Linked DNA regions of Homo sapiens: region 1 is linked to region 2. The links are chromatin contacts, found by Hi-C or POLR2A ChIA-PET in ENCODE. All regions are on one chromosome and are shown on one strand. Each heading gives the region's core, a stretch centred on a gene start or an enhancer-like site at or near the end of the contact. The rest is flanking DNA. Distances are from core to core; before and after follow the strand shown. Region 1 holds the start of SLC7A7 (solute carrier family 7 member 7). Region 2 overlaps TRD-AS1 (TRD antisense RNA 1).

Region 1 (4,134 bases), core at 1,219-3,718, 430 kb after region 2:
TACCATGTAGTTGGCAAAGGTGATGGCAATGATGGCCTGGCTGGTGGGCTCAATGATGAGCAGGGAGGTCCAGAGTCTGATGAAAGCAAGGAATCCTCCAAAGGCCTCCAGGATATAGGCATAGCTGGCCCCAGATTTCTTAATGGTGGTGCCCAGTTCCGCATAACAAAGGGCCCCAAAGACGGAGAAGAGGCCCCCGACAGCCCAGATGACCAGAGAGAGACCAAAGGAGGCACTGTATATGAGCACACCCTTGGGGGAAACAAAGATGCCCGAGCCGATCATGTTCCCCACAATCAGGCACACGCCGTTAAGCAGTGAGATCTCCTTCTTCAGCTTCACCTGCTCCGGCCCTGGGCTGGCCCCATCACCCAAAGGGGAGGTTTCCACCTCAGGCTGGGAGGCCACTTCATACTCAGTGCTGTCAACCATGGTGGAGGAGAGGAAACCCTTCACCAGCTTCCTGGCATTGCCCTTTAAGGAAGAAAGATGATGCTATAGATTAGGTGGTTGGCAATTACATAGAACCTCTACCCGCCTCCAACACAGGGTAATACGGGCAGCTCACCAACCAATGCGGAGACCTCCAAATAACCTTTTCTCCAGCTCACTCATCAAAACAACCCCAACTTGAATATTTGTCTATCTATCTATGTATTTATTTATTTATTGACAGAGTCTCGCTCTGTAGCCCAGGCTGGAGTGCAGTGGTGCAATCTCGGCTCGGCTCACTGCAACCTCAGCCTCCCGGGTTCAAGCGCTTCTCTTGCCTCAGCCTCCCAAGTAGCTGGGATTACAGGCACCTGCCACCACGCGTGGCTAATTTTTTTTTTTTTTTTTTGAGATGGAGTTTTGCTCTTGTTGCCCAGGCTGGAGTGCAATGGCGCGATCTCAGCTCACTGCAACCTCCGCCTCCCGGGTTCAAGTGATTCTCCTGCCTCAGCCTCCCAAGTAGCTGGGATTATAGGCATGCACCACCACACCCAGCTAATTTTGTATTTTTAGTAGAGATGGGGTTTCTCCATGTTGGTCAGGATGGTCTCAAACTCCCGACCTCAGGTTATCCGCCCGCCTCGGCCTCCCAAAGTGCTGGGATTACAGGCGTGAGCCACCTTGCCCAGCCTCCAACTTGAATTTTTAAGAGAAGGCACTCATTCGCCAGAGAGAAAGGATCTGTCTCTCATCATTAGGACATTGCTGCCCACCCGACTCACCAAATAGAGAACTAAATCTTGGGCCGGGCGCTGTGGCTCACATCTGTAAACCCAGCACTTTGGGAGGCCAAGGCGGGCAGATCACCTAAAGTCGGGAGTTCGAGACCAGCCTGACCAACATTTAGAAACCCAGTCTCTACTAAAAATACAAAAATTAGCCATGCGTGGTGGCACATGCCTGTAATCCCAGCTGCTTGGGAGGCTGAGGCAGGAGAATCACTTGAGCCCGGGAGGCAGAGGTTGCGGTAAGCTAAGACTGGGCCATTGCACTCCAGCCTGGGCAACAAGAGCAAAACTCTGTCTCAAAAAAAAAACAAAATCAAAAACAAAACACTAAATGTTGGTTCTCTCTGAGCCTGCTATAATACAAGACAGGCATGGGGGCAGTGTGGCGGCTCCCAGAAAATAACTATAATGGCTTGACCCCGAGTTTTCAGCCTTATCCAAAACCCGTCTTCCCTCCAATTTCAGCTTCAGGGATCACCTGTGCTGAGGTACAACATTAGGAACTGACCCTACCAGCAGCTAATCTGTGGGAGCGTCTCATGACACTGCTCTTTTCCCCAAGGACTCTACGTCTGCCAAAACTAAAGGCTTCAGAAACCTGCTGGAAACCCACAACCATCCTCCTGCCCAAAGAGCATCCCTTAACCCTTAGCTGGAGTCTTCAGCCCTGGCAAAGCCCAAGTAGACCCACTTCACCCTGAAAGAAGACAGGCTATTATCTTTTCCTTGCTTTTCCTTTCCCATTCTCTGGTATTCTAAGCCTCCTGCTATCGATCCCTCACATCAGCATCGTTGAATCACCCAAAAAAGTATGAATGAGAGAAGGGCGATCCAATGTACCATAAAACCTAGGGATGATTGGAGGCAGCTGATGGCCACTCCCTACCCCAGAGTTGCTGCTGGAGAGATATCACCCCGAGCCAAGGCAGGGAGACAGCTGCAGCCAGGCAGCACATGCTGGAAAACACCGAACAGGAGACAGCTGAGAGGAAAATGGGAGAGGCTAGTCAAGCAATGGAGAGATGTTAGGGTGAGAGGCACTCGGGAGAAGAAGCGATTAGACACTGCACAGCAGCAAAGAGGAGGGTTAGCAAGGTAAGTGGAGATGAGAAGAGGGTGGAACGCACACTCACTCCTTGGTCCTGGATATAAGCAGGTTCTCACGGCAGTGTGAGCAGCAGTCAGGGAGAGAAGTGCCTTCCAGGATCTGTGGTCTGATGCTCCTCCTTCCCAGCCAGCAGTAAAAGGGAAGGCCAGACAAATGCCTATGGATTTAAGCAAGAAGGGTGGAGGAGGTGAGGCAGCCCGCAAAGGAAGGAGTGAGGGAGGGGGAAAGGAGTATTAAGCAACCATCTGGGTCCAAGGTTCACTGGCCCTTCACATCTGCAAAAGGGGCAGCTAGGAGCTCTTGGCTCAGCACTTTCTGTGATAAGAAGGTGCTCTCTCAGGAATCTCCTTTGTCAGCTCTGCTCTGGGACCAGGGGCCCAGAAGAAAGGACAGTCAGCTGAGTGCAGTATCTGTAGCCCTGGGGAAGCTGTCCCAGAGCAAGTTAGCTGAGGACAGGACAGTAGCGGGGAAGGAATACACAGCACTCTCTCTCTCTGTGTCCTCCATGCCCCACCCTAGCCTCTCTTCTCTCTCACCCCAAGCATTTAAGAAAGGGAGGAAGGTTGCACAGTGTGACACAAAGGCTTGTTCCCATGCTGAGATTACAGGAAGTGTAAGAGCAGTCTCTACACCATGTGACTGGGTGTTCTAAGAGAACTCTGCACACTTCCCCATGCAAAGAGAGACTGGGGGGTTGCCTCCAAGCCTGGGCCACTGCCCCAAAGTCTGAGCCTCAGACTACTTCAAAAGAAACACAGTCAAGAGATCAAATATCTGACTGCATCCCCACCAGACCCACGTGCCTTTTCATTCTTGACAAAACATACCAAGATCTCTGGGATAAGCATAAATTCCTATAAACGCCTTCCTCAAATATAAGTTGACTCCACTTTCCTAAAAAATATGAGGAAATCAGGCCAGACGCGGTGGCTCACGCCTGTAATCCCAGCACTTTGGGAGGCTGAGGCAGGCGGATCACAAGGTCAGGAGATCAAGACCATCCTGGCTAACACGGTGAAACCCCGTCTCTACTAAAAACACAAAAAAATAAAAATTAGCCGGGCGTGGTGGCGGGCACCTGTAGTCCCAGCTATTCGGGAGGCTGAGGCAGGAGAATGAGGAGAATGGCATGAACCCGGGAGGCGGAGCTTGCAGTGAACCCACATTAGGCCACTGCACTCCAGCCTGGGCAACACAGCAAGACTCCATCTCAAAAAAAAAAAATTAAAAAAGAATATGAGGAAATCAGATTTCACTGAATTCTGTTGGACAGACAGGCCCAGAACAGGCAGAGGAAGCTGAGCACTTTTTGGAAATCACATAGTTTATGCTATCTTTATTATTTACTTTAAATCTGGTATTCTGAGTCTCTTTTACCAACAGAAATAGACCCTATCCATTCTGAAATCCAACTGTCTGTTTCTTCTCCTATCTGTTCTAACCCTCTTTGGTTATTCTACAACCAGAGAATAGAGATCTAAATATCTCTGGGAGACATCTCTACCATACATCCTCCCATTCTAGCTCTTTAAACTTTTAATTTAATCTAGGAGGAGGATTCTGGTGTGAGCGTTCCCAGAGATCATGCTTCTCCCAAGACAGGCTCACAATGATCTGAAATCCTTCTGGAGGAGACTCTCCTTTTCTCCAAAATGCTCCTGTAATAATAATTGCTATCACTTATTGAGCACTTACTGGGCCAGACACACTGCTAAGGACTTAAGCACATTATCTCATGGAACCTCCAGAGCTCATATACTCTTAATCACACAAGTATACTATCTCTCCATCTCCCCATCCCCCTGG
Region 2 (4,005 bases), core at 646-3,145:
CCAGCCTGGAAAATCCCCATGTATTACCAATACATAGTAAACGAATCAAAGATTGAAAAGTTTACTTGAAAACCAATCAGAAGTCCTCTCCCACATGCAAAAATCCCACCCTAATAGAACACTCATCACCCGTCAGACTGTCTTAACACTTCTTCCTTTTTCTTTCTTTGCAAACCCCTTTGAGCCTGTGCCAGAAGTGACGGTGTCTGCCACCCTCTCTGCAGTCAGTCCTGACCAGTTCTCTGGGGTTTACACCTGTCCTCTGGCCACTCGTCTGCTGCACTTCCTGCATCTGCTTGTTTCACCTTGGCCCCAGCTTTACCTGAGGGGTGCTTGGCCTGTGCCTTGAGTTCCAGGGCCTATGTTTACTTCAAAAATATTAATGTCAATTCCTTCAACTTGTTCCAAAGACAACAGAGCCTCTCACAAGCAGGCAAGCCCTGCCACTTGTTACGTAGTTGAGGCTGACGAGCCTGCAGGTCCCAGCCAACTTTATCACCTCCCTCTTCTGAGGGGTGGAAGTCCCCAACATCTCAGGGTCCCCTGAGAGTATGGGGATTCCCACATCGGCAAGTACCTGCTTCAGAGAAGCCCATGAGAAACTGGCCCAGAGCAAGCGGGTCCACCCTCCCATTGTGGGAAAGTGAAGGGCAGAAGGAGTCTGGCTGGAGGTCACTCCTGCCACTGATCTTCCTCACTCGGGTCCAGCCTGTCAGAGGATAAAGCACAGTGGTGGGTGGGGGTATCTGGCTCTCCCCCACCCTCCTTCTCAGGGGTTCAGTAGTCCCTGGGAACAAGATTCAGCTCAGGAATTTCTGGGATGCTGGTCAGTTCTGGCCCTAAGGACACTGGGAGTGACAGCGGGCTGCTAAGGATGTGACAGTGACTGGGCTGTTCCCTTCACATGACTACCAGGGCAAGCCCTGGCCAAATCCCAGCACCTGCTGAAAGTTGAAGCTGACCACTGGAGTGATTAGATTCATGACATGTGGTGGAGGCCTGGGGAGTGGAGCTACTGGGAAAGGACACAGCTAAGGAATCTCCTCCCTCCCAGCATTGCTTGACCCTTTCACAAAGACAGTGGTAGGTAGAGGAAGAAGGAGAATTGGCCTACTCCTTCCTTTTCGCTGTATATGGTCATAGAAATTGTCAGAACTTTATATCTAGATTCAAGTTCTATCTCTAGCACAATTAGCTCTAAAACTTTGCGAACGTTACTTAACCTCCTAGGTCCTCTTTGTTCATAAAACGAGAACGTAATACATACCTTGGTTGGCTGTGAAAGTTATATGAGTCAGTGTTGTGGGGAAGTTGAAGGCATGCAGTAGATGCACAAGGAAAATTAAATTCCGTTCCCCAGTTCCTGGCTTGCAAGTTGGGGGTTAAACTCAGTTAAGCTCAGAGAAGACATGACATGACGGGGGATCAAGGGAGATGTGGGAAGCTCACGGGCTGTGGTTCCCACTGATCCACATTAGACTCCAAATGACAACACCCTCACAATCCCATGAAATTGAGCAGAATTTCTCTTCTTTCTTGTGATGTTTCCAGAAATGAAGAGAGAGGGAAGGAAGACACAGACTCTGATCTTTGGCTTCACTTTGGTTCCAAGACCTGGAGCTGATAGTGTATGGAGGGTTGCCTGTTTGTCCAGGCACTATGAATAAGACCAAGGTAATCCAGCCCAACTCTACGACACAGCTAAGCCAACAAGCAGCTGGATCTTGTGTCTCAGCACTCACAGAAATGTATAAATCATCTGATACCAACTGCTCCCCGGAAGCCTCTGTCTCCAGAATATAAATGTCCAACTACAGGACTGGCAAAGAAACCAAGCCCTGGGCAATGCCTACTATGGACCCTTATTTCTTGTGGTTTGCTAAGAAAAAAGTAGGCCCAAGGGAGAGGAGGGGGAAAACCAGGAGGGTCTAAAGTTCTTCTGACTGAAAGAAAAGACCACATCAGAGAGAAAGAAAGGAATCAGTTAAGTAATAAAAGGTTGTGAGTTGATTTATCATTCAACTAAACAAATTATCTTCCTACACAAACATTCTGAGGATTAAGTGAACAATATAATACTTTTCTGAGCTCTTTTTGATCAAATGCTTTGCTGTTAAAGGTTATATTCCTAGGGAGTTGATACTGAAGCTTCTTGTTCCTTGTCAGTAAACACAAGGAGAGGCCAACCCTCTGTAAATTTAAATTACATAAAACCTTTCCCCAAACTGTCTGGTCTCCTAACAGCCCCTTTTCACTGAACTCTGTGGTTATGGAATGTAAGTATCTTTATCACAGCAGCACAGACTTTTGAAAATTTGACATAATAGAATTTCTTCCTCACAAGGCATATCAAACACCATTGCAAACTAGTGGGATTTTTAATCAAGACTAAAGCAGAGGTCTTTTATTTGTTTGTTTGTGCTTAGATTATTTCCACATGACCAATAAAATGTTCTCTCTGACCATCATCCCTGCTGACTAGAAGTACCAGGAACCTTGTCTCACCCTCACCTCCAGAGGTAAGGGTATGAACGGACTGTGAAAAAACACAGCAGAACACTGGGGTCAGCAGAGAGAAAGCGAAAGAACCCCATGGGCAGATAATCTAAAAGCAGCAGAGAATCAACGGGAAACTAACACAAGTGCCTGAAGATGGAGACAGCAATTTTTAGTGATTTTGGCTTGTCTCTGTTCTATGAAGCTCCAACTCAGTGGCAACCTAGTGTGAAAATTTATGAAATACTTTTGGATTTATCTCTGTAATTCCAGGTCTGGCACAATATAGGTTTCTTGAATGAATAAATGGATGAACATGTCAATCAATGAATGAACAGTAATATTAAGGAGGGGAAGAAAACCATTACAGGTCAATGAATGGGTTCCTAGAAGATTCCCCTGTCTCCCATTGTCTTCCGACTCAGGGAGACAACAGCTGGAGCAGAGTGCCTAGACTTCGGGGGCTTAGGAGGCCACACATCTTAGAGAGCATTTCACCATCAACTGCAATTCCTTTGGCAGTTTGAATTATAATATTTACTTCCATGATACAGTCTTCAGCTGTTGTAACTGCTAGTGACCCTTCTCTGAATCCCTACTTCGTATGTTAGACATTTTTTATATGGAGAATTAATACAGCCTTGACTGCTATGCTTCTTTTTTACTTCCATCTCTAATAATAAGATCCTCAAGGGTCGAGACTGTCATACTCTTGTTTTTTGTGTTTACTTCACTGCATATCCTAGAGCTGAGTACATATGGAAGAATGAATCAATTAATGAAATTTATGAACACATGCTGAGGTTTAAAGAGAATATCAACTGCTTGGTTTGATGACAAAAAGCAACATCACTCTGTGTCTAGCACGTAGCCCAGAGGTGCGGGCCCCATCCTCTCGTGTGAGGAGCCCACGGTGATGCATAGGCACCTGCACCCCGTGCCTAAACCCTGCAGCTGGCACGGGCCCTGTCTGCTCTTCATTCACCGTTCTCACGAGTTGCAATAAGTTCAGCCCTCCATGTCACACTGTGTTTTCCATCCTGGGGAGTGTTTCACAGCTATCCCAAGCCCCACGCTGACGAATCACGGCCGAAAACACACTCTGATGCCAGCACAGACCACGGAGCAAATGTCAGACAAGATCAGCCTCGGAAAAGTGAGTCCTGAATTGCGATGGAAGTGGGCTTCCTCTCACAAGGACTTTGTGTGGAGATGCGCAGGTGGGCTGTTGGAAAAGACCCATGGAATTCCCTTCCTCTGGGTGCCTTTTCTGTCCCAACCTCTGGGGATTCCTCAAGAATCGGGGGGATTTCAGCACGGAGTGTGGGACTCTGTCTGCCCCAAGATCAGAGGATTCACCTTGCCTTTTGGAAAGAACTGCCCAGTGTATCAGGTTTTTATGAGTCAGTTTTAGAGTTGGGAATGCGGACAGATTTGTAAGAAAGTCCACAGAGCATATCTCTCCACAGCGGAGAAGGCTCTCGAGCCCCAGAAGGCAATATCACGGTG

The links. A loop is a pair of places that touch in the nucleus more often than their neighbours do. ChIA-PET counts read pairs that join two places held with the same protein, here RNA polymerase II (POLR2A). Pooled maps may share reads with other maps.
Region 1: a loop to region 2 is called in a map of psoas muscle, with 3 times the contacts of the local background. The contact joins the promoter of SLC7A7 here to the enhancer-like site in region 2. A Hi-C loop is called at or near these places in 12 of 168 maps with a recorded cell type or tissue (OCI-LY7, Right ventricle myocardium inferior, ascending aorta and 5 more) and 25 of 50 pooled maps. POLR2A ChIA-PET finds 5 or more read pairs at or near these places in 2 of 52 experiments (Caco-2 and OCI-LY7).

What each region holds. Positions count from the first base shown.
Region 1 is chr14:22,812,967-22,817,100 of GRCh38, forward strand. SLC7A7 (solute carrier family 7 member 7) reads right to left here and starts at 2,469. Exons shown (of 10, transcript NM_003982.4): 1 at 2,354-2,469; 2 at 1-474. The coding sequence starts at 432. RefSeq lists silencers at 317-376, 397-456 and enhancers at 1,764-2,270, 2,459-2,558.
Region 2 is chr14:22,383,421-22,387,425 of GRCh38, forward strand. The region is part of intron 2 of TRD-AS1 (TRD antisense RNA 1); the gene reads right to left. It also overlaps TRA. Among named protein-coding and RNA genes, the nearest start is that of TRD-AS1, 98 kb to the right of the region's middle. RefSeq lists an enhancer at 234-943. Within about 2 kb of position 1,896, at least 2 of the 41 ENCODE cell types and tissues checked have a DNase peak (open chromatin) inside an H3K27ac peak, as active enhancers do.